Regions from separate parts of the Homo sapiens genome. Here region 1 is linked to region 2. A link is a loop called in an ENCODE intact Hi-C map of the cell type or tissue named here. Cell type or tissue: Caco-2. All regions are shown on one strand. Each heading gives the region's core, and the rest is flanking DNA. Links, peaks and the distances in the headings are about the cores only. Region 1 has its middle 170 kb from the start of LINC02587. Region 2 overlaps LOC105375167 (a long non-coding RNA gene).

Region 1 (11,144 bases), core at 1,962-9,961, 91 kb before region 2:
ATAATAGTTTTAATAAAAAGGATTCTGTTCCAGATTTGCTTTATGCAATAAATTCCTTGACATATATTTCTAAATTTTATCTTTAACAATGCAGGTGTTTTCACTGAAAGCCAGCCCCTTTCATTACCAAAGTTAAAAAGATCCCTTTGGACTGTTTATCTGATTGACCAATCAGGATGTGCATTTATTTGGTTACTGATTTACTTTGCTCTTCTCCGTTGTCCTAGGAAGGAGAACTACAGTTTTGGATTAGTGACTTTTCACTGATTATATCTAGAAATAATTTTGAAACCATTAAAAAAATAAGCACCCTTGTTTCCCTTTTTTCAATTAAGTTACTACTTGGCAAAAATCCCAATAATTCTGAATAAAATATTAAATGGCCCAAATTGATTAGCATATAAAATATATTCTAAAACATTAAAGGAAGTTAATATTTAACATGAAGACTCTTAGAATATGCTGACTTGTATAATTTATAATGTGATAATTAGATTAGGATCTCACAAACAAGAACTAGATCATTATAAAGGTAGTATAACAATCACAAATGCATTCCATATCCATATCTCCTCTTTGTGAATATATCATTAGATGGCACAGAACCAAACTAGCTATTAAAATGGTTTTCAGTTCAAACTAGTATATCTGAGTTGCTAATTGGGATTTTCAGATTTGAAAATAAATACATGAATAAACAGTGGTAGCCCTGGCACCAAATGATACATCTTAGTGAAGAAATTCTCTTTGTGCAGAAATAGATTTGTAGCATGCTGAGGTGATCATGGTGAAGTTTTCTCTAGTTTTCTCCTGAATACTTTCAGAACAAACATTCAGCTGGGATTGCCTGGGTAGTTTAAGATATCAGTACCACTGCAAAATATCCACTTTTTTTAAACTTTCATTTTAAGCTCAGGGGTATATGTGCAAGTGTGTTACATAGGTAAACTTGTGTAATGGGGTCTGTTGTACAGATTATTTTCTCACTCAGGTATTAAGCCTAATATCCATTAGTTATTTTTCCTGATCCTCTCCCTCTGATAGGCCTAGTGTGTGTTGTCCCCCTCTTTGTGTCCATGTGTTGTCATTATTTTGCTCCTACTTATAAGTGAGAATAGGTGGCATTTGGTTTTCTGAGGATAATGCATTAGTTTGCTAAGGATAATGGCCTTCAGCTCCATCCATGTCCCTGTGAAGGACATAATCTTGTTCTTTTTTATGGCTGCATAGTATTCTATGTACCATATATGTACCACATTTTATTTATCCAGTCTATCATTAATGGGCATTTCGGTTGATTCCATGTCTTTGCTATTGTGAATAGTGCTGCAATTAACATACACTTGTAATTAAGACATCCACGTTTCAAAACTGGTGTGAATAATAAACTCCAAATCATATGCCCTAGATATTTCTTTCTTTTGGGATCTATTAAAAGGTGATTTGTTTAAAAGACCCTAGAAAAAGTCAGAAACTCATCAGAATCTGTTGTCCGTAAGATACACTGGAATTTTCTAAATATCTTTTCTAGTGGTTTGGGGGTTGGGGAGAGAAAAACTTGGAGGGTAGGCAGCAGTCTCTTGACTTTGTGTCTTAAGAGAAGACAGAACAGCTTTTGTACATCACTTCTATTCACAATCCTTTGGAAATGCTGCCTAGAACACAGGGAAAGATTAGAGAGAATCTCTCATGGAATCCCTGGCTGTCTATCAATATTTGTAATATCAGATTCATCTGAAGGTTACACCAATCCACCAAATATCCTACCAGGTACAGAAGAATGCATTAGGATTGGAGATGTTAAGGGATGCTTTCTTACAAACATAGAACATCAAAGCCATAATGTGTCCTTGGCCTGAGTCAAACCATTACTTCATGAGTCCTTTGTATATATGCTTTTAAAGAACCCAACTAAATAATAATAGTTGAAAGTAGTTAAAAATTTAAATATAGACTAATGTAATCTCATGTTAAATGTTTCATGTCCAACTCTTATTTATGTATTTATCTGTTGTAATCAAAGAAGACAACTGTGTCAGCTACAGCCGAAGAGATACATGTTGACTCTTCTTTATAGCCGTACTTTCTAATATTAGGTGCAAAGAACATAGGTATCAGAACCGGTCACAGCTGAATCAAGTACCAGCTCTGCCCCAGTGAGCTGTGCAAGTTTGAGTAAGCTTCTTAACTTCTTTGAGACTCATTTTCCATGAAATATAAAATATAAGTTTTCCTTGAGATTGTTTACTTTGTCTCACTTTTCATATAACCACTTATATGGCAGTGTCTTAGTCCGTTTTCATGCTTCTGATAAAGACATACCTGAGACTGGGAAGAAAAAGAGGTTTAATTGGACTTACAGTTCCACATCGCTGGGGTGGCCTCAGAATCATGGCGGGAGGTGAAAGGCACTTCTTACATGGCAGCGGCAAGAGAAAAAATGAGGAAGATTCAAAAGTGGAAACCCCTGATAAAACCATCAGATCTTATGAGACTTATTCACTACCATGAGAACAGTATGGGGAAAACTGCCCCCATGATTCAAATTATCTCCCACTGGGTCCCTCCCACAGCATGAGGGAATTATGGGAGTACAATTCAAGGTGAGATTTGGGTGGGGACACAGAGCCAAACCATAGCAAGCAGTAAATTCCCAATTAGGGAAATGCTATATTACTGAACAAATATATAATTTAGTGTCATAGCCAGTGTGACAATGTTTTAAAATTATGATTTCACTATAACTAGGGATTTATATAATTGATCACCCAAATTTTAACACTTTTGCAAATGAATGTGGGCATGAACGGTCATCTTAACTATATCCACATGAAGTGAGGGGTTGGCAGTGCAATTTAGGAGAGTCTGGGGGTAAAAACATCAGAATAAAAATAATGACTAATTATGTGCTTATAATCCCCTTAGGACATAATTATAATATAAAATAGTTTTTAAACTTAGAGTAGGCTTTTTAAGAGTTTGAGTACTCTATCAAAGGTTAAAAATGGTTTTTCTTAACTACTTTCATTGTCTACTCAACGTTAAGCATGGTTCCATAAATTAGGGACATGCTGGTTAAACAACTTGAAGTGGGTTTCCATTCTGCAGAGCTCTTTAGTTTCTTTATTACATTTATGACTGCCATTGACGTCCAAGGAAAGCTGCCTTAAGTATGGTTCCTCACAAGCAGATCCTGAGATGAACATTTATGTGCAAGGCATTTGCCAAGAAAGAGCTCCCAGCCCTTCCTTGCTTCTTTCCTCCTTTTCCTTCTTTCTCTTTTATTCCTTCCATTCCTTTTAAATGCTCAAAGATGGAAGGGAATCAACAATGTAAGTAACGGAAGGCACAATGTAGTATGAAAGTTCAGGGGAAGGAATTAGTTCTGCATGGTGGTGCGTGCCTGTAATCCCAGCTACTCGGGAGGCTAAGGCACTAGAATCACTTGAACTTGGGAGGCAGAGATTGTAGTGAGCCCAGATTGTGCCACTGAACTCCATCCTGGGCAATAGAGCAAGACTGTCTCAAAAATAAAAAGAGAGTTCAGGGGAAACTGTTTGATGCAGCTGTGGATGTGACAGGGAAGCATGAAGCAGAGGACCTATGCCAGGAGGAAAATGCAGGGCTAAACAGCTGGAGATGGAAGAAAAATCACACCATAATGTTCTTCTATGTACAAGGTCCCAATCAAGAGCCAGTGGTTTTTTTTATATTGAATTCGGAGTGGAAGCCAAACTTCTCTCCACAAAATAAAAGGTTATGCAAGATCAGGCCCCACCTGCCTCTCTGACCTCTTTTCATGTCATTCTTCCCTGCCTCTTCACTATGCCACAGCGACGCTAGCTTTCTGTCAGTTTCCTTAACCTGCCACACTCAGTCCCACCTTAGAAATTTTGCACTGGTTGTGCTCTCTGGAAGAGGCAAAAGGGAATTTTTTAGGGGAATGAAAATATTCTGTATCTTGACTGAATTGGTTGTTACACAGATAGATATAAATGTGTTTGTGAAAATTCATCAAACTGTATACTTAAGTCCATTTTATTATATATTGTATTGTTGACGTACATTGTAATACACCTCAACAAAGTTCGTTAAACAACAAAAAAAGATTCACTAGTTCAATTGTAGAACTCAACAATAAAGTAGAATTGATTTTACAATATTTCTTTTAAAAAAGAATTTTCCAGGAATGTGTTATCAATTCTTTAAAGTGACTGGTAAAATTCCACTTATGTGGAATTTAGAAGCTGATTTTCCCAGACATTAAACATAAATGAATGGACATAGATTCAGCCTAAAGGAAGTGGAATTTGGCAAGGGGCAGACTGCATGAACTGAAAATGGGTGGTGGACTAAGAATTCAATAGGGAGATATCACAGACTTCATCTATGATTTCCATCCAGGAACAGATCCAGACAGCTGTAGACTGTGTAGGGGGCCTTTAAAATACAGTTGCAAAACTCTATTTTATTTTAACTTGGTTTGTGTTAAATTCTTAAATCAGATCCCAGTTCATCACAGCAAAAACAAAGCAAACAAAAATTCTTTGGCTCCTTCTCTTTTAATATGGGGAGGTGTACTTAAGACAGTTTCAAGGATACTATTGAAGTAAGCCTCTTACAACCCACTTTGTATACAAGTAAAAGAGATCCTAAAAAACAAGCCAAGAGGGGACAAAGAAAGCATATACTACTGAGAAAAACAGTATATTGTAAGAAAAATAAAATTACTTGTGATTAGGAGCAGTATTTTTTTTCTTATTCTTTTTTTTGCTATAGCCTTGATTAAAAGGAAAGGGAAGGATTTATGCAGTTGGTTTACTACCCCCCAGATTTTTAGAATTATGTAAGGATAATAGTACTTCCCCACCCATCCCCTGAGGAGCTTTTAAGACTAGCATCTGTGAGGTGCATTTCCTAGATAAATGCAAACTGCCCTTTGACTCTCTTCAAGATAAGAAAACATTGACCCTTTCAACCAAGTTATTTATGACATTCACATAATGTGAAACAGTGCTTAGACCTGATGGGAACGCCCAGAAGTATATACACTGAAGGCAGTTAAGATTCCCCTCTGCTACTATCCAGGAGAGGCCACCACACAAGTCGAACAATGCCCAAGGCTCATTAAAGAGTTTGATGAATTTAATACAATTCAAATTAAAGAAGATCTCAGGGGAACATGGTTAGAAAAGAAAACCAGATGGGGCTCCAGGGTAGAGCATCCTGGGAGCAAGTGTGGGATGCCGTAAAATCCTAGAGATTCTGGAAACATGAGAAAATGCGATTTATCTTCTTGGCGAATTAACATACAAAATGCGTTGGTGGCATGGTATTGAGTTTCACATTTTAGAATGTAATTTCCAAGATTGTGAGGGAAAAAAGACCACTAGATATTGGAAGGAGTCACCTCCCCTTTCCATGAGACTTGCCAAAGTAAAGGGGAACAAAGTAAGAAAAATGCATGCAATATACCCATGCTAGTTATCAAGTGTGAAATGGCAGAATGTGAGTCACCAAGAAAATAGAGATCATAGATTAGAATGTCAGCTGGCCCAGGAGCTGTCCTTTCTTTTTCTTAGTATAGGAATAACAATGAGAAATGCTGCTGTTGGTCACTGGACTGAAGGGTGGTGTGGGTGCGGATTCTTTCAAAAGAAAGAGTATAGAAAAAGGGAAGAAACACTGTTTGCTATTTTACAAAATATACGTAAAGTTTCAAAATAAACCTTAAAATAGAAAGTAAGAAAACTGTATTGATTAAACTGGTCACAATGTGTTATCTCCATTTAATCTGGAGTTGCCAATTTGATTTAGTCATCATGGCATTACTGTTTGTGAAATAAACCCTGACTAGGCTCAGGCACAGGTGAGGCCTGGTATCTCTCTTTGGTCCGACAAGGGCTCCAAACTATGAGGAAATGATGGAAGGCTTTTGGTTTACTTTTGTTTTGTTTTGCAATATCTCTTGAAAACATTCTTACAATGGAACGTTGGTCATTTGCATTACTAATATCTTGTTGAAAATGTTGGCAGAGCTCAAACCCAGGATAAGTATTCCCAAATAAACAGAGCAAGGATTCTGGATTTTCAATGAGCAGCTTTCTTTGCCAGAAGGTAAAAAATTGTAAAAATCAAAGTCATCTGAAATTCTATTATTCAAATAGAATTATGGAAAAAAAAACTATCACAATATAAGTTCATACTTTATATCTAATTATGTACATGCTTTTCTTTTATTACATATAACGAATAGCTTTTCATTTCAAAATACTAAAGTAATTTTTAATAGCTGCTTAGCATATTATCTGTGTACACTGTGACTGTCACTAAATATACCATCTTAGAGCATTTAGGTTATTTTTAAATATTTTCTGTGCTTAAAAACAATGCTAGAATTAATATATGGAATTACTGGAACAAGTGCAATGTACTTTAATTATATTTCTGGTTCTTAATAAATAACAACATTGCAAAATTAAGGGTAGACTCAACAGTTTTAATTTTATAGTATATAAACTATAATGTATCAGAATTCCATTTTGCCCATAATTCTTTATCTTCACTTATTGACATAAACTGGTAAAAGGAAACAGGAATCATTTAGAGAGGAATTAGAGCACAGGAAGCCTGGAGTCTCCTACAATGACCTTATCAGAAACCCAAGGAAAAATATGTGTCACATATAAAAAATAACTTGACTGTAGCTCACGTTGGCAAGCTAAAATGGGAAATGAGGAATGATCAGAGATGGTTGAGAGAAGGGATAAGATCATCTTTAAAGGAAATCAAGAGATGCACAAACTATGGCAGGTTAAAACAGTAAAACAAAGTTGTACTGGGTAAATAAAGAGTTATGCTCTATATTTAATTGACAGACTAGTATAAATAAGTCATCAGGGATTCTGGTGAAACTTTTGGCTAGAATGTGCAAGCTGTCATGCTAAGCTGACTTGTGGTAGCAAAGACTAATGGTTTTCAGTGCACAGTGTCCATTGGGAGGAAACTGGAAGCAAACCTGGGAACTTCAGAGTGGTGATTCGTATCCCCATACTTGTCAGGAGGGCAGCAGCTGGAAAGAATGATGGCATCATGAATTCCTAGAACAGTATAACTTCTGGGGAGATATGTAACATAGCTTCTATAAGGGGAAAATAATGTCTCATTAATTAACTCAATCACAATTGGAAATCCCTATTAAATCTTCTAAAAATACATCTTGTCCCTTCCTTTCCTTACTGCTGCTGCTCTTTAATGGTGCAGAGCATTGGACTAGATTTTTCAGATAACTTACAAACATTCCTGCCTGCCTCCAGCCTTGCCTTCCATAGTATATTCTTTATTCCACCATCAGAGTAAACTCTCTAGCACATCTCTTATTTGTACCCACCCCTGCCTGCAAATATTTAATTGGCCAGACTGTAGGAACTCTCCACCATAGCTCAGAAGGCCTTCTGCAGTAGGGCCTCTTCCCATCTCATCTTCCTCCATAGCTCCTCTCCTGAAACACCTGCTAGCCTGCATGCCCTCCACCACATCATGATGCTGGTGCCTGCCTTCATACCTCAGTATATGCTCTTCCTTTTTCTCAGAATGCACCTCCTGTCCCTCGGGCACCAAGTGAGTTGTCTTTGAAGACTCGACTTAAATGTTCACCTCAGTTAAATCTCCGTAGACCTCCATGAAGGTAGAGTTAGAGGTTTGCCTCTCTACCCTCATTACAGCTCTTAGCAGACTGCAGACAGCAAAGCTTTTTGAAAGCAAAATGGGCTTTTCTTATATGTATCTTTAGAGTCCCTTACAGTACCTGGCACATAGAAGGTTCTCAGTACAGATTTATTGAATAAACGAGTCTAGATTTCTCAGAGGTGATATGGACAAAAAAGAAGGTAATTTTATTTCCACTTTCAAAGAGATTGAAAGTGTGTATCCTATAGGTGGTCAAACAACAATTTTAAAAAACCAATTTCCTTGTTATTATGGAAAGTGTTTTGTCTTTAAGTGCGGAAATGGCTTAATGACAGGAAGCAATGTGTAGGAATAAATGATCATTTCTCTACTTAGAGAAGTGTTAGTGTCAAGGTTCCCTAGGGACTGAGGCTGGAACACAGTCTCAACCAATATGTTAAATATATTGCTTAGAATAAAGACAAAAAAAAATTTTAAGTTTTTTCTCTCTTATTATAAGGTCTTCTGTGTAGTGAAATACCGAGTTGGTAGACATAGCAGGCAAGAATCCAATGAAAGCAATGAAAATAAAGAATAATGACATTTGACTTTGATGTAGGAAAATAAAGGTAACAGAGTTAAAGAAGACCCATTAATTCAACTCATTTTGAGTACTTATTATACATAATACAGAGTCCTATTTTAATAGCTGCAGGGTTACACAAGTGAACAAGTCTGAGCCATTGTATCTTGAAACATGAATGCAAATTTTACCCAAAATGCATTAAGCCTCAAAGTTATAAAGTTATATAGATGTTTCAAAATATTGAGAAAAATTTTAGTGGAAGAATCGGAGCTTCATAAAAACCATGTTATTTGAGCAGCTATTGATGTGTGAATATGATTTTTGAAGGTAAAAGTAGAGGAAGTGACTTAAAATAAAAATAAATAATAAGAAAAGATTGAATATGATTTCCTAAGTAAAATTCAGTGTGACTGAAAGGAGATCGTTAACAACAAAAAAATAAGATAGAAAGTTGATGTGAAGGGAGAAAAAAGGATAAGTTAGGATGGGGCAAATAAATATATAAGTTACTACACTCTTAATTATAAATCATGACCTAGGAAAAAAATCACGGAGTCTAGAAGACACCTTAGAATATTGTTGCAATGGTAACGGCAGCAACAACAAAACTATGCAATTTTGCATTCTAAATGTTATTGAAAATAAAGAGTGTTATTGGCAATAAAGCATTTTATTAGAAATAAAGCATTCAGAGAGACCCAGCTGTTGTGTAAAGCCACAGTGCTCCTCCACTTGAATAAGACTTAACATTTAAAGCTTTTTATTGTTTGCAAATTCTTTCATGTAGGTGACTTCACATCAGGTAAAAAAGAACAGGGCTGTTATATTCATTTTAAAAGTAGAATTGCATAGATCTAAGTGGTTTAAATAGCTTATTTCAAACTTGCATAGCTAGTAAGAGATAGATCAATCCAGGGATAGAATCTAGGTTTTCTGTAGGCAAATTCAGTGTTTTTTAATCTATGCTACTTAGCACTCAAGGAAGACACGGATATAAAGAACTAGAAAAATCCTAAAGAGCATGCTAAAATAATCAAGAGAGCAAAGGGGATTCTATAGAAAGAAAAACTTAAAAAAATATATATGTATTAGAAATCTAGTTTGAAAAGCAGTTGATTTTGTTAATAATTGTATAAATGTCACAAATAAAGTTAAGATGGCTTAGAACAGCAGTCCCCAGCCTTTTTGGCACCAAGGACTAATTTCGAGGAAGACATTTTGTTCACAGATGGTGACGGGGATCAATGTTTTCAGCATGAAACAGTTCCACCTCAGACTCAGATCATCAGGCATTAGTCAGATTCTCTTAAGGAGCACGCAACCTAGATCCCTCACATGTGCAGTTCACAATTGCTTGTGCTCCTATGAGAATCTAATGCCGCCACTGAGCGGACAGGAGGCTCACGTATTTACTCAGATAATTAGAATTGGAAGCTAGACCAGAAATTATAAATATATGGTCTGTCAGTCACACCAGTCTTTTAGATATACTTTGCATGACCTTTGCAGTATATTTTAACACAATATTTTAAGTGGCTGATATAATTTTGAAATTGAGAGGTTTTATAAAAAGATCCATATATGCAGCTTCTTTTTAAAATCAGAAGCTCTGAACAACATGTGCTTTGACCCAATAGAACACTCAGCCAAAATTGAATAGGAGCTTCACTCTTTCAAAGAGGAATTTTTTTTTTCTACTTCAGCACATTGTCACCAGGGTACACTACACAGGGTACACTTCTCCCACTGAATTACACCTAGACCGCCTCATGTCTTTATATGAACATGGTAAGTAGGCATTTCAGTGTTGGTCACTGCTCCAGAATCTAAGCACAGAAATGTTTGAGGTGCTATTTAATGATGATGATAGGCAAGTTAGTTGTATCTTCCTCCAAACTAACTGTTTGGGTATGCTAACAGAGAATGAACATCGAACGGGACTTTAGACACATTCTATCCATAAAAATGGGCTTCCATGTTAATGGTAGGTCTCCAGGGGAAAAAATCTAAAGAGTATTGTTTTGAAAGGACATGGCCCTGGTTCTTTCTGAAGTCAAAATTTATTTTTTCTCAGATTTTATAAAATTCAATTTCAATCATTTATTCAACAAATATTTGAATGCTCATTGTGTGCCAGTCATTCGTTTTAGTTGCTGAGGCCAAAGCAATTGGTCTATATATAAATCTTAAAATTGTATAAAATCTCTGCCCTCATGGATCTTATATTTAGTGAGAGTAGACGGAAAATAAACAATATAAATAAGTCAATATGCAATATGTTAAGTAAAAGGAGTTGAGAATCTATAGGGGATTATAATTTTATTAAAAGAGGTCATGTAAGAACTCACTAAGAAAGTTACATTTGAATAACAATTTTAAGGAAAAACAAGAAAAACTGAGACGTATCTGAGGGAAGAGGATTCTAAGTAAAGACTCTCAAAATCATTCCTATATGTTGCCCTTTGTGCTTGTTAGTTCAAGTTGTTTCCTGCTACTGGTAAATAAGAAACTTAATAATTTTGACCCCCCGAGTGTGAACCGTCTGATGATTCCTATGCATTAGATAATTTTTTAAAGGACATAATTTTAATTTATTAGTGGAAGGGCAAATGGAGTACTGAAGGATCTAGTAAGCTCAGTATCTAAAATTCTTTCAATTGCTCTTATCAACTGTATACTAGATGTAAGGTTTTCTTTTCATCTCCTCTCTCTTTTTTTAAAAAGAAATATCAAGGAGCTATGCATTCAAAAGCAAACCATTATTGCCAGAAAAATGTAGAATTAATTTGGTCTTTTTTGTAAAGTGACACAGGGGAAAATATAATATTTATTTCCCATGCTCGGGATTCTTCTAAGGCTCTCAAATTAATTGTCATATTTTAAAGGGGAA
Region 2 (11,144 bases), core at 2,137-10,136:
GCTGATACATATTTTTTTGTGTGTGTTTACCATAAGGTGTTCACGAAGCATCTTGTAACAGTCTATTTTAATAACAACTTAACTTGACACAAAAATTCTACAATTTATCATCTCTTCCCCCAAGATTTTATGTTATTTGTGTCAATTTACATCTTTTTATATTTTGTATCAACTAACAAAGTATTGTATCTGTAGTTGGTTTTATTACTTTTGTCTTTTAAGTTTAAAATAGAGTTAAAATTGATTTACACACCACCATTACACAGTATCAGATATTGTAAATTTGACTGTATTCCAACCTTTACAGTGAGTTTTATACTTTCATGTAGTTAATTAGTGTCCTTTTTCAACTTTGATAATTTCCTTCAACTCTTCTTTTAAGGCAGGTCTAGTGGTCGTGAACTCCTCCACTTTTACTTGTCTGGAATAGCCTGTATCTCTTCCTCATTTTTGAAGAAAATCTTGGCTAGATATACTACTTTTGTTTGGCAGTTTTATCCTTTCAGCACTGTGAATAAGCCATCTCACTTTCTCCTACTCTTCAGTTTCTACTGAGCAGTCCTCTGATGGCCATTTTAAGATTTTCTTGCAGTCAACAAGGTTCTTTTCACTTTTTTTTTTCTGCTTCCAAAATTCTCTCTTCCTTTGACTTTTGAAAATTTCATTATAATGTATCTAACTGAAAATTTCTTTACATTTAATCTAAATACTAATTTCCCTTTCCAGATTTGGAAAATTTTCTATTATTATTTATTTAAATAAGTCTTCTGCCCTTTTGTCTTTCTCTCTTACTTCTTAAAACTCCCACAATGAGAATATTCGTTTGATGGTGCCCCATAAGTTTATAGTCTTTTTCATTCTTTTTCATTCTTTTTTCTTTTTGTTTCTATATGTGGGTAGTTGCAAAGAACATGTCTGGCAGCTCACTGATTCTTCTACTTGAGTGAATCTCTATGGAATTTTTTACTTTAATCATTGTGTGCTTCAGCTCCAGAATTTGTTTCATTCTTTTTTATGGTTTCTCTCTCTTTGTTCAGCTTCTCATTTTGTTCATGTTTTGTGTTCCTAATTTTTTTGTTTATATATCTATATGTATTCTCTTGTAGCTCACTGAGCTGTTTTAAAATGATTATTTTGAATCCTTTGTCAGATATTTTTTAGGTTCAGTTATTGGTGCTTTATTTTGTTTCTTTGGTGGTGTTATGTTTTCCTGATTATTTGTGATCCTTGTGCTCTTGCACTGGTTCTGTGCATTTGAAGTAGGCACATTTTCCAGTCTTTACAGACTGGATTTAGCAGGAAAAGCCCTTATCAGGCAGCCTGTCCAGAGACTGCTGCTGAAGTCTTCAGGTAGACTGGCCTGGTGCTTGGGTCAGTGAGCAGGTTTCTCTGGAGCTTGGGTCTCCAGGGTTGAGCCAGGTCCTGGGTCCACTCCATGGGCCTGGATTTTGGGTCAATGTAGGTGGTCCTGGTGTCTACATCTGTGGGTATTGGGCTAGATCCTGGGTCTACAGGGGACGGCCTTTCACTAGGTTTCATATGGTGGGTGATATGGCTTGGCTCTGTGTCTCCATCCATATCTCATCTTGAATGGTAATACCCATAATCCCTATGTGTCAAGGGAGGTACCTGGTGGGAAGTAAATGGATCGTGGGGCCAGTTTCCCCCATGCTGTTTTCATGATAGTGAATGAGTTCTTATGAAATCTGAAGGTTTTATAAGTATTTGACAGTTCGTCCTTCACATGCTCTCTCACATGCCACCATATAAGACATTCCTGCTTCCCCTTCTGCCATGATTTTAAGTATCCCAAAGCCTCCCTAAGCCATGCGGAATTGTGAGTCAATTAAAACTCTTTCTTTTATAAATTACCCAGTTTTGGGCAGTTCTTTAGAGCAGTGTAAAAATGGACTAATACAGTGGGTCTGACTACTGAATGGCTAGCCTGAAGCCTGGGTCCATCGTGGGAGACCTGGCAATGGAATAAGCTTTGAGCTTGAGTCTGCAATCACCAGCCTGGAATCAGAGTGAGCTTAGCACCAGATCCATGGAAACAAGCCTGATCCTGTGTCCATGGGGGGGCCAGTCTGGGTTCCTATTAGGTGAGCTTATAGCCTTGGACCATGGGGGAAGGTTACAGGGTCTTGCTTCCATAAAGGCTGGCCTGGAATCTGAGACTGTAGGGGCAGGATGTGTAGCCTAGATCCATGGTGGCTGGCAAGTGCCAAAGTTTACGGAGACAGGCCTGGATCATGGGTTTGCTAGTCTAGGGCCGTCATCAGCCTGGTGCTGAGATTGGCCTGGAGCCTGGAGCCATGAGGGCTGGTCTGGTGCTGCAGTGTGTCTGGAACCTGGGTGTGCTGGGCAGTCCTGGAGCCTGGGGCCATAGGGGTGAGCTCAGAGCCTGGGGACAAATCACAAGGAGGACGATTGCTTGATTGTATGGTAAGAGTATGTTTAGTTTTGTATGAAATTACCAAACCATCTCCCAAAGTGGCTGTACCATTTTGTATGACCCTTAGTAATGACTAAGACTTCCTATTATAATTTGTTTATAATCTCTGTTTTTTACAGAAATTGTCTTCTATATTAATTCATTTACTTATTCTAATTCTGTTGCCCCTTAATGGGATGTCTTATTATTCTTTTCCTAGGACAAAAAATAATAACTAGCTTTAGTTACAAGAAGCATCTTTAGTAAATATAACTTGACCAAATAAAACATTCAATGTAACTACCCTGCAGAGACTATATAAAAAGTTCTGGTAAAACAAAATATAAAAATAAAAATAACCTAAAATATACAAGTAAAACATACAGAGGCATTTAAAAGTAGTTTAAAATAATGTAAGTAGTAGTAACATAAGTAGTTTGAAAATGTATTGAAATATGCTCAAATTAATATCAACAGAAAGGCAAATAAAAAAGCAAGAAAATATTATGTGTTATCCATAATATTTTAAAAATTTGATTTGAAGGATAACATTGCATCTTATTACAGTTATTGGAAAATGGGGATCTCATATGGTTTCATTGAAATTGTAAATTGGTCATTTGTCATACACTACAAAATAAATATTTGTAGAACACATAAGAGAATAAAAAATATAGAGTCACTGTTTTCAAAAATTTTTGCTACTGGTAATATATATTGCAGAACTAGTGGCCTCGTTGTGTTATGTATTGTATAAATATTATACAACACGTGTGTCTTCATGAATCACTTCTGTAACTTGAACAACATGTTTAAATGAGTAGCTAATGATTACAATCTTATACCCAAATATGCACACTTTACCAACTGGACCAGTGAGTGTCTTAATTTTAGGAGGTGAGTGAAAAAAATTTTTAAGTATAAAACATTATTTTGCCATTGGAGATATTTTGTGTGTGTGTGTGTGTGTGTGTGTGCTGGTGAGAACTGGCAGCTTTTTAATATCAAATTTTCTGATAGATTTATATATTAACATATAATTTTACATTAAAAATAAAATAAAATATTTTCTTAATGAAAATTTCCCCTTGTGAAGATCAATTATAGATTTTAAGAAGAGGCCTAAATCTCATTCTTTATAAGAAGTATCTAATATTATCTGAATAGAGATTTAATTATATGAGCCCCTACCTTCTCTGTCTTTGTCTCTGTCTCTTTCTCTCTCTCTCTCTCAGATACATATTCTCTCTCTCTCTTTGTCTCTCTCTCTCTATCTCAGATACTTATTCTCTCTCTCTCTTTTTCTCAAATACATATTCTCTCTCTATCCCTCCTGTGAGATATAGAAAATGAAAAAGAACACTGAAGATTTCCCTATCGTTCTTCTAAATCAAATTTTTTTAACTCAACATGGCAGTGCACAGTTTGAAAGTTCCTTGAAAGCCTGCTGGACACATTCATTTCAGTCTCTTGAAGGTGATGTGCTTAACTTAAATAGTGTGGGAAGTTGTTCCATGATGATGCTAACAATATAGATTTATTAGTAAATTGTTTACTAATAGAGACAATATTTTGATCATAATTACAAATAAACACTTTGTGTTTCAAAAAATTCACAATTAGCTTATATAAATTAGAGGAAAGTAGAAAGGTCTAGCAAACATCTAATATTCAATTGGACATTTCCTTTGCTTCTTATTGGTGAAATAAAAGTAATCCAATGGATTAATAACATGCACATATTTAAGTAATAAAATGACATTGTTCTGAATATATGGTATCTTTACTAAGATGAAAGACATGATTATATCTTTTCAGTTATCTAAACAATTCATAACTGCTCAGTTTTGTTATTCAGAGTTGGCTTCATAGCTAAAATAATTTCTGAAATCTGCTTTCTGAGATTAGCAGTGCCCTCTCCTCTAATTTGAACAAAAAAATAATTGGAAAGGCACATGTATCAGCTTCCAGTTTATACAAGTTCATTTATTTGAAATCCCTTGAGCTCCTCCAATTAGAAAACAAGTTTTTGAGTTAATATCCTTCAATTGTTAGAAACTTGCGTCACTGCGAGAGCACAGTGAAACGTAAAGGTCCCAGCACGCTGGCAGTGGATTGTGAGGGGATGTGATTGTTCCACATTTAGACTGGAAAGGGTTAGGAACTCTGCTTCCTAATGTGCTTAATGAATGAAAGGAAAATTGGACCCCTGAGCTAGAGTCAATGACCTAAGAGAGTGAAAAATGTTCACAGGTTAACAAGGGCAACTGTTCTTTGCCATAATTCCCAGCGGAGGTGAATGACAAAGGGGCCAATGAACCTCTGTCTTGATATTATCTATTAATCAGTTTTATTCCAAGGAAAAATAACTTAGCATAGTTCTGGAAGACTCCAGTGTTGAACATCTTAAACTCTATGTTTGTTCCCTTTTGCTACTGATTCATTCTTTTGGTTAATATATTTTGTTTTAACAATTCATTTTGATATGTTTTATTTAAATGTACTAAGATATTTAGTGTATCATCTAATCAAATTTAAAATTTTAAGGATCTAATACACCTTAATGTAATAGACAAAGTCAGAACTGCTCACTTTATGTTCACATGGTAACAGATTCATTGGAATCTAATTAGTGCAAGTGACTATGGAGATTCTTTTTTTCCTTAAAGTGGGGATTATTTCAAATTTTTGTTTAAAAATATTTGTTTCTTTTGTGAAGGGAATTTTTATAGCCATACCCAAGCCACCACCCTGGTCATGTTCACAGATAGAAAACCCCTGATTGGCTCTTGATGAGTCATTCCTGGTGAGGAATCTTATCTAACACCTGCTTTATCTTCAATATCCTTTTCAAATTCTTGTAGTAAAACAATAACCAAGAAGGAAAAAAAAAATTGGGACGACTCCAGTTTTGAAACACCTGCCTTAGAGATAAAGATTGTAATTTTAGGCATTTGTAATGCCTTTACTTTTGGGCTGGAATTTGTTCTGCAAGCTGTGAGCATCCGCCAATTTTTTTGAACACGTGCTTGGCCTGGGCCTTACTTCAGTCTAGTAAATTACAAAATGACAAGATCATCTCTGTTACCATGGAAAAATCTGTGTATCAAAAAAATCTCTGAATCTCTGGCTTCATAGTAAATGCATTTTATGAGTTGAAGAAACATTACAGCATCAGCCCTAATGAATCAGTCAATAATCTTTTATGACTTAATTCCAGCCTGATACTGATAATCTGTAATTTAAAGTTAAAGAGGATATCCCAGGTTTATGTGACCACTGTGAACGAAAAAGGTCATTTAAAAAAAAATTGCAGACAGGAACTACACAGCTGGAAACCAGAAGCACTAGTTTTACTTGGGCTATTAAGAAAATTCACAGTTAACTGAATAAAAAATATTTATTTTACCTCATTTATTTTTCCATCAGTATTTAGACTTCTCCCACATTGGAGAGGTTATTGGAAGGGCACAAATTTGTTTTAAGATCATGAGTTAATTTGCTATGTAAACATAACTAATTACCAAGAGCATATATAATTTATGCTGTTACATTAATTAGTTATATTGTTTTTTTTTAATTTAGTTTTATCCTCATGTGTAAATGTTCTGCCACTAGACAGTCCTTGCCTGAGACTCACTCCAGCTGAACTCCAGGCACCCAGAAACTGCCTGGAAGAAAACTGTAGAAAGGGTATCTAAGCAAAATTAACCAGCTTCAGAGAGCTTGCCTTGCAAAACCAAATTGACTAAGTGATGGCAAATGTCATAGTACTAAAACAAAGTATTAAAAAAAAATCCTAAAAAGCCTCACAAGTTCCTTTTTGTGTGTTGCCTTCTGGGAATGTGCTGGCAGGAGTTTGATAAGATGGAATGATAGAGAAAAGCAAAGGAATCATCACGGGTCAGAAGAAAGAATGAAAGAAGTTGTGATTAAAACTATGATGAGGGCTGGGCGTGGTGGCTCAAGCCTGTAATCCCAGCACTTGGGAGGCCGAGGAGGGAAGATCATGAGGTCAGGAGTTCAAGACCAGCCTGGCCAATATGGTGAAACCCTGTCTCTACATGAAAAGACACTCAACATTATTAGTTTTAGGAAAATGCAAATCAAAAGCATAAGGAGATACCACTTAATACTACTATCATGGCTAAATAAAGAGGATGGACAATAACAAATTGCAGCTCATACATTTCTCATGGGATGATGAAAAGCTGTAGATACACTTTAGAAAATAGTTTTGTGGTTTCTCAAAAATCTAAATCTGGAGTTACTGTATGACCAAAAATTCCACTCCTAATTATATTTCCCCTAAAAATAAAAATATATGTCTGATAATAACTTGTACACTAATGTTTATAACAGCATTATTCAAAATAGCCAAAAAAGTAGAAACAACCCAATTGTTCATTAACTGATGAATGGACAAAAGTGATATATTTACTCAATGGAATATCTCAGCAAAAATGCATAAAGTACTGATACATGTTTCAATATGGATGAATCTTGAACACATTGTTCTAAATGATGTCAATCAGAAAACATCATGTATTATATGATGTCATTTACATGAAATGTCTAGAACAGGCAAATCCATAGAGGATTTGAAAGGAGATACAATTCAGTCCATACATTCTGCCCTTTGCCCCCCACATTTATTTCCTTCTCACATGTAAAGTTATATTCATCCCAGCCCAACAGCCCCCAAAGTCCTACCTTATTTCAGCATCAACTCCAAGTCCAAAGTCTCATTTAAACATTGTCTAAATCAGGTATGAGTGAGACTCAAGACAGATTCTTCCTGAGATGAATTTTTTCTCCAGTTCTGAATCTGCAAATCCAGAAGAGTTATGTGCGGCCAAAATGCTTGGTGAAAAAGAATAGAAAAACCATTCCAAAAGGAAGACATTGTAAAGATGAAAGAGGTAGTGAATCCCAAGCAAATCCAAAATTTAGCTAAACAAATTCCATTAGATCTTAAGGCTGGAGAATAATTCTCTTTGTCTAAATGCTGTGCCATCTGGGCCAAATTTGCAGGCCCACTGGAATGGCAACCCCACCTTCAGGGCCCAAAGGGGTGACAGTCCCATACCCTCAACTCTAGGTGGTAATCTCACCTTCCATAACCTGCAGATTGTCCCCTGAAGTCCTGTGCTAGGCAGCCTTGCCTGCAGAACCAAAGAGGTGTTGCAACCTGTGGAGCCAAGGAAGAGATTGCTTTGCTCCTCAGGTTTGTGCACTCTGGGCTTCTGGTGGCAGTGAATTATTTACAACTCACTCCGTAACAGGCACACATCTAGGATTGGAATTGCTGGGTCATGTGGTAAGTTTGCTTAACCTTTTTAGGAACTGCCATTGTTTTTCCAAAATATCTGAGCTATTTTATATTCCCAACAATAAATGAGGGTTCCAATTTCTCCACATCTTCAGCAATGTTGTGCTTGGTATTTCTGAGGCTTGACATTTTAAAGTAACTCCAGAGCACACTTACCTTCATCATAGTTTTTGTTTGTTTGTTTGTTTGTTTGAGACCGGGTCTTGCTCTGTTGCTCAGGCTGGAGTGCAGTGGTGCGATCTCGGTTGACTGCAACCTCTTGCCCCCTGGTTCAAGCAATTCTCCTGCCTCAGTCTCCTGAGTAGCTGGGACTACAGGTGCACACCACCATGCCCAGCTAATTTTTTGTATTTTTAGTAGAGAGTGGGTTTCACCATTTGTCCAGGCTGGTCTTGAGCTCCTGACAGGTGATCTGCCTGCCTCAGCCTCCCACAGTGTTGGGATTACAGGAGTGAGCCACCACGCCCAGCTGATTTTTGTATTTTTTGTAGAGACAGGGTTTCACCATGTTGCTCAGGCTGGTCTCAAGCTCCTGAGCTCAAAAGAATCTGCCCATCTTGGCCTTCCGAAGTGCTGGGGTTACAGGCATGAGCCACCATGCCCAGCCTATTGTTATATTTAAGAAACTACTGTTTAATTCAAGGTGACAAAAATTGAGTCCTGTGTTATCTTCTAAATGTTTTGTTGTTTTAGCCTTTACATTTAGGTCTATTGTCCATTTCGAGTTAAGTTTTGCATATGATGTGAGGAAGGAGTCTAAATTTACTCTTTTGCAAAAATCTATGCACTTGCAAAAAATGATGGAAAATTTAAAAAGGCTGTTTTCCCTCCATATTGGCACCTTTGTCTAAAATAAACTGACAATAAGTGTAAGGGCTTATTTCTGGACTTTTAATTATATTCCATTTATCTACATGTCTAGACTTATGTTAGTACCACATAGTCTTAAATCTTACAGATGTTAAGTTTTGCAATCAGGAAGTATGAGTCCTGCAACTTTGTTTTTGAATTTCAAGATTGTTTTAGTTCACTGGGTCCATGCCTTTTCATAGACATTTTGGGATCAGTTTGTCAATTTATTTAAAAAAAAGCAACTGGAATTTGTATGGGGATTATGTTGAATTTGTAGATTAATTTGAGAAACACTGTCATTTTGGCAATATTAATTTTTTCCAATGCATTAATTTTTATTTCTATTTACTTAGGAATTCTTTGGTTTCTTTCAGCAATGCTTTGCAGTATTCAGTGTACAAGAATTGAACTTCTTTTGTGAAATTTTATTACTGCTATGATTTGGATATTGTTTATCTCAACCAAAACTCATGTTGAAATGTGAATGTGGCAGATTTAGAGGTGAAGTCTAGTGGGAGGAGTTTGGGTTATGGGGAGATCCCTCATATATAGATTAATGCCCTCCCATAGAATGTGTTCTCACTCTCAGGGATGTGTTAATTTGTATGAGAGCAGGTTTTCAAAAGCACTCTGGCTTCCTCAGTTTCTTTCTTTTGCTTCCTCTCTCACAAGGCATTCTCTTTACAAATGTCCCTTCCACTTTCCAGTATGGGTTGAAACGGCCCGAGTCACTAACCAGATATAGAAGCCCAATCTTGAACCTTCCAGCCACTAGCCACTAGGATCATGAGCCAAATGAAACTTTTTTTTTTTTTTTTTTTTTTTTTTTTGTGAGGTGGGACAGAGTCTTGCTCTGTAGCCCAGGCTGGAGTGCAGTGGTGCAATCTCTGCTCACTGCTACCTTCGCCTCCTGGGTCCTGGTTCAAGCAATTATCCTGCCTCAGCCTTCCAAGTAGCTGGGATTACAGGCACGCACCACCATGCCCAGCTAATTTTTGTATTTTTAGTAGAGACGGGGTTTCACCGTGTTGGCCAGGCTGGTCTTGAATTCCTGACCTCGTGATCCACTCACCTCAGCCTTCCAAAGTGCTGGGTTTACAGGCGTGAACCACCGCGCCCGGCAAAACTCTTTAATAAAGTATGCGGGGCCTCATTTTTCTGTTATAGTAACACCAAACTGATTCAGACAATTGCCAAGTATTATTATTTTGATACTAAATGTAAATAAAATTGTTTTATTAATTTCATTTTTGGGTGTCCTTTGGCAGTATATAGGAAAACAATTGATTCTTTCTATATTGTTCTTATATCCTGCAATCTTGTTGAACTTGTTCATTAGTTCCAAAAGTTTTTTTAGGGAGAGACAGGAAATTGCTTATGAGTTTTAACATTCAAGATCATGAGATCTCCAAATAGAGGTAGTTTAGTTCTTCCCTTCCAATCAAGATGAATTTTATTTTATTATTCTATTTTATGTATGTATGTATATATCTTTTTGAGACAGAGTCTCACTCTGTCACCCAGACTAAAATGCAGTGGCATGATCTCGGCTTACTGCAACCTCTGCCTCCCAGGTTCAAGCAATTCTCCTGCGTCAGCCTCCCACGTAGCTGGGGTTACAGGCATCCACCATCACGCCCAGCCCAGCTAATTCTGATATTTTTAGTTGAGACGGGTTTTTACTGTGTTGGTCAGGCTGGTCTCAAACTCTTGACCACAAGTGATTCGCCCGCCTCGGCCTCTCAAAGTGCTTGGATTATAGGTGTGAGCCATTGCGCCCAGCCAATTTTATTTTTTTTCCTGCCTAATTTCCCTGTGTAGAACCTTCAGTAAAATGTTGAATAGAAGTGGCAAGAATAAATGCATTTGTAATAGATACTTTTTACCACATTGTAGTAGGTCTCTTCTATTCCCTGTGTTTTGTAATTTTTTTTCATCATGAAAGAGTTTTAGATTTTGTGAAATGCCTTTTCTGCTCTGTGTCTATTGAGATGACCATGTAGTTTTTATTCTTTGTCCTTTTAATATGATATATTAAACTGAATTATTTTCATGTGTTAAGTCAACCTTCCATTTTGGGATAAATCGCACTTGGTCATGGTGTATACTCATTTTTATTGTTGATGGATTTGTATTTAGGATTTTTACATCTTCATTCATAAGAGATGGTAGTATCTAGTTTTCTTTCCTTATTATACCTTTGCCTTGTCATTTTGTCTTCCTTATTTAGTCTTCTTTTGGTTTGTGAGGTCACTAGTGATGTGGACTTTTATTCCTGATTTTAACAATTTGACTCATCTTTTTTTTTTTCTTCATCCATCTAGGTTGTCAATACTTTTATTTTTTCAAAGAATCAATTTTTGGCTTTGTTGATTTTCTCTACTTTTTTCTTTTACCAATATCATTTATTTCTGCTCTAATCTATATTATTTTCTTCTTTCTATGGGCATTAAATTTAGTTTGATTCCTTCTTCTATTTCCTTTAGCTGGAAGTTTAGGTTCTTGATTTTAGAATTTTTTTCTTTT

Evidence for each region. A loop is a pair of places that touch in the nucleus more often than their neighbours do. Peaks named below come from ENCODE experiments on the same cell type or tissue, not always from the same donor. Only the 100,000 strongest peaks of a DNase experiment are listed, where the experiment ranks them.
Region 1: a loop joins it to region 2, with 7 times the contacts of the local background. A loop is called at or near these places in 3 of 110 quality-filtered maps.

The regions. Positions count from the first base shown.
Region 1 is chr7:15,849,791-15,860,934 of GRCh38, reverse strand. No RefSeq gene overlaps it. Among named protein-coding and RNA genes, the nearest start is that of LINC02587, 170 kb to the right of the region's middle. In Caco-2, for the core only: no CTCF peak of the experiment used is centred there; a DNase peak (open chromatin) is centred at 5,044.
Region 2 is chr7:15,759,388-15,770,531 of GRCh38, reverse strand. All of the region lies in intron 2 of LOC105375167 (a long non-coding RNA gene), which reads left to right. Among named protein-coding and RNA genes, the nearest start is that of LINC02587, 77 kb to the right of the region's middle. In Caco-2, for the core only: no CTCF peak of the experiment used is centred there; DNase peaks (open chromatin) are centred at 5,211 and 5,451.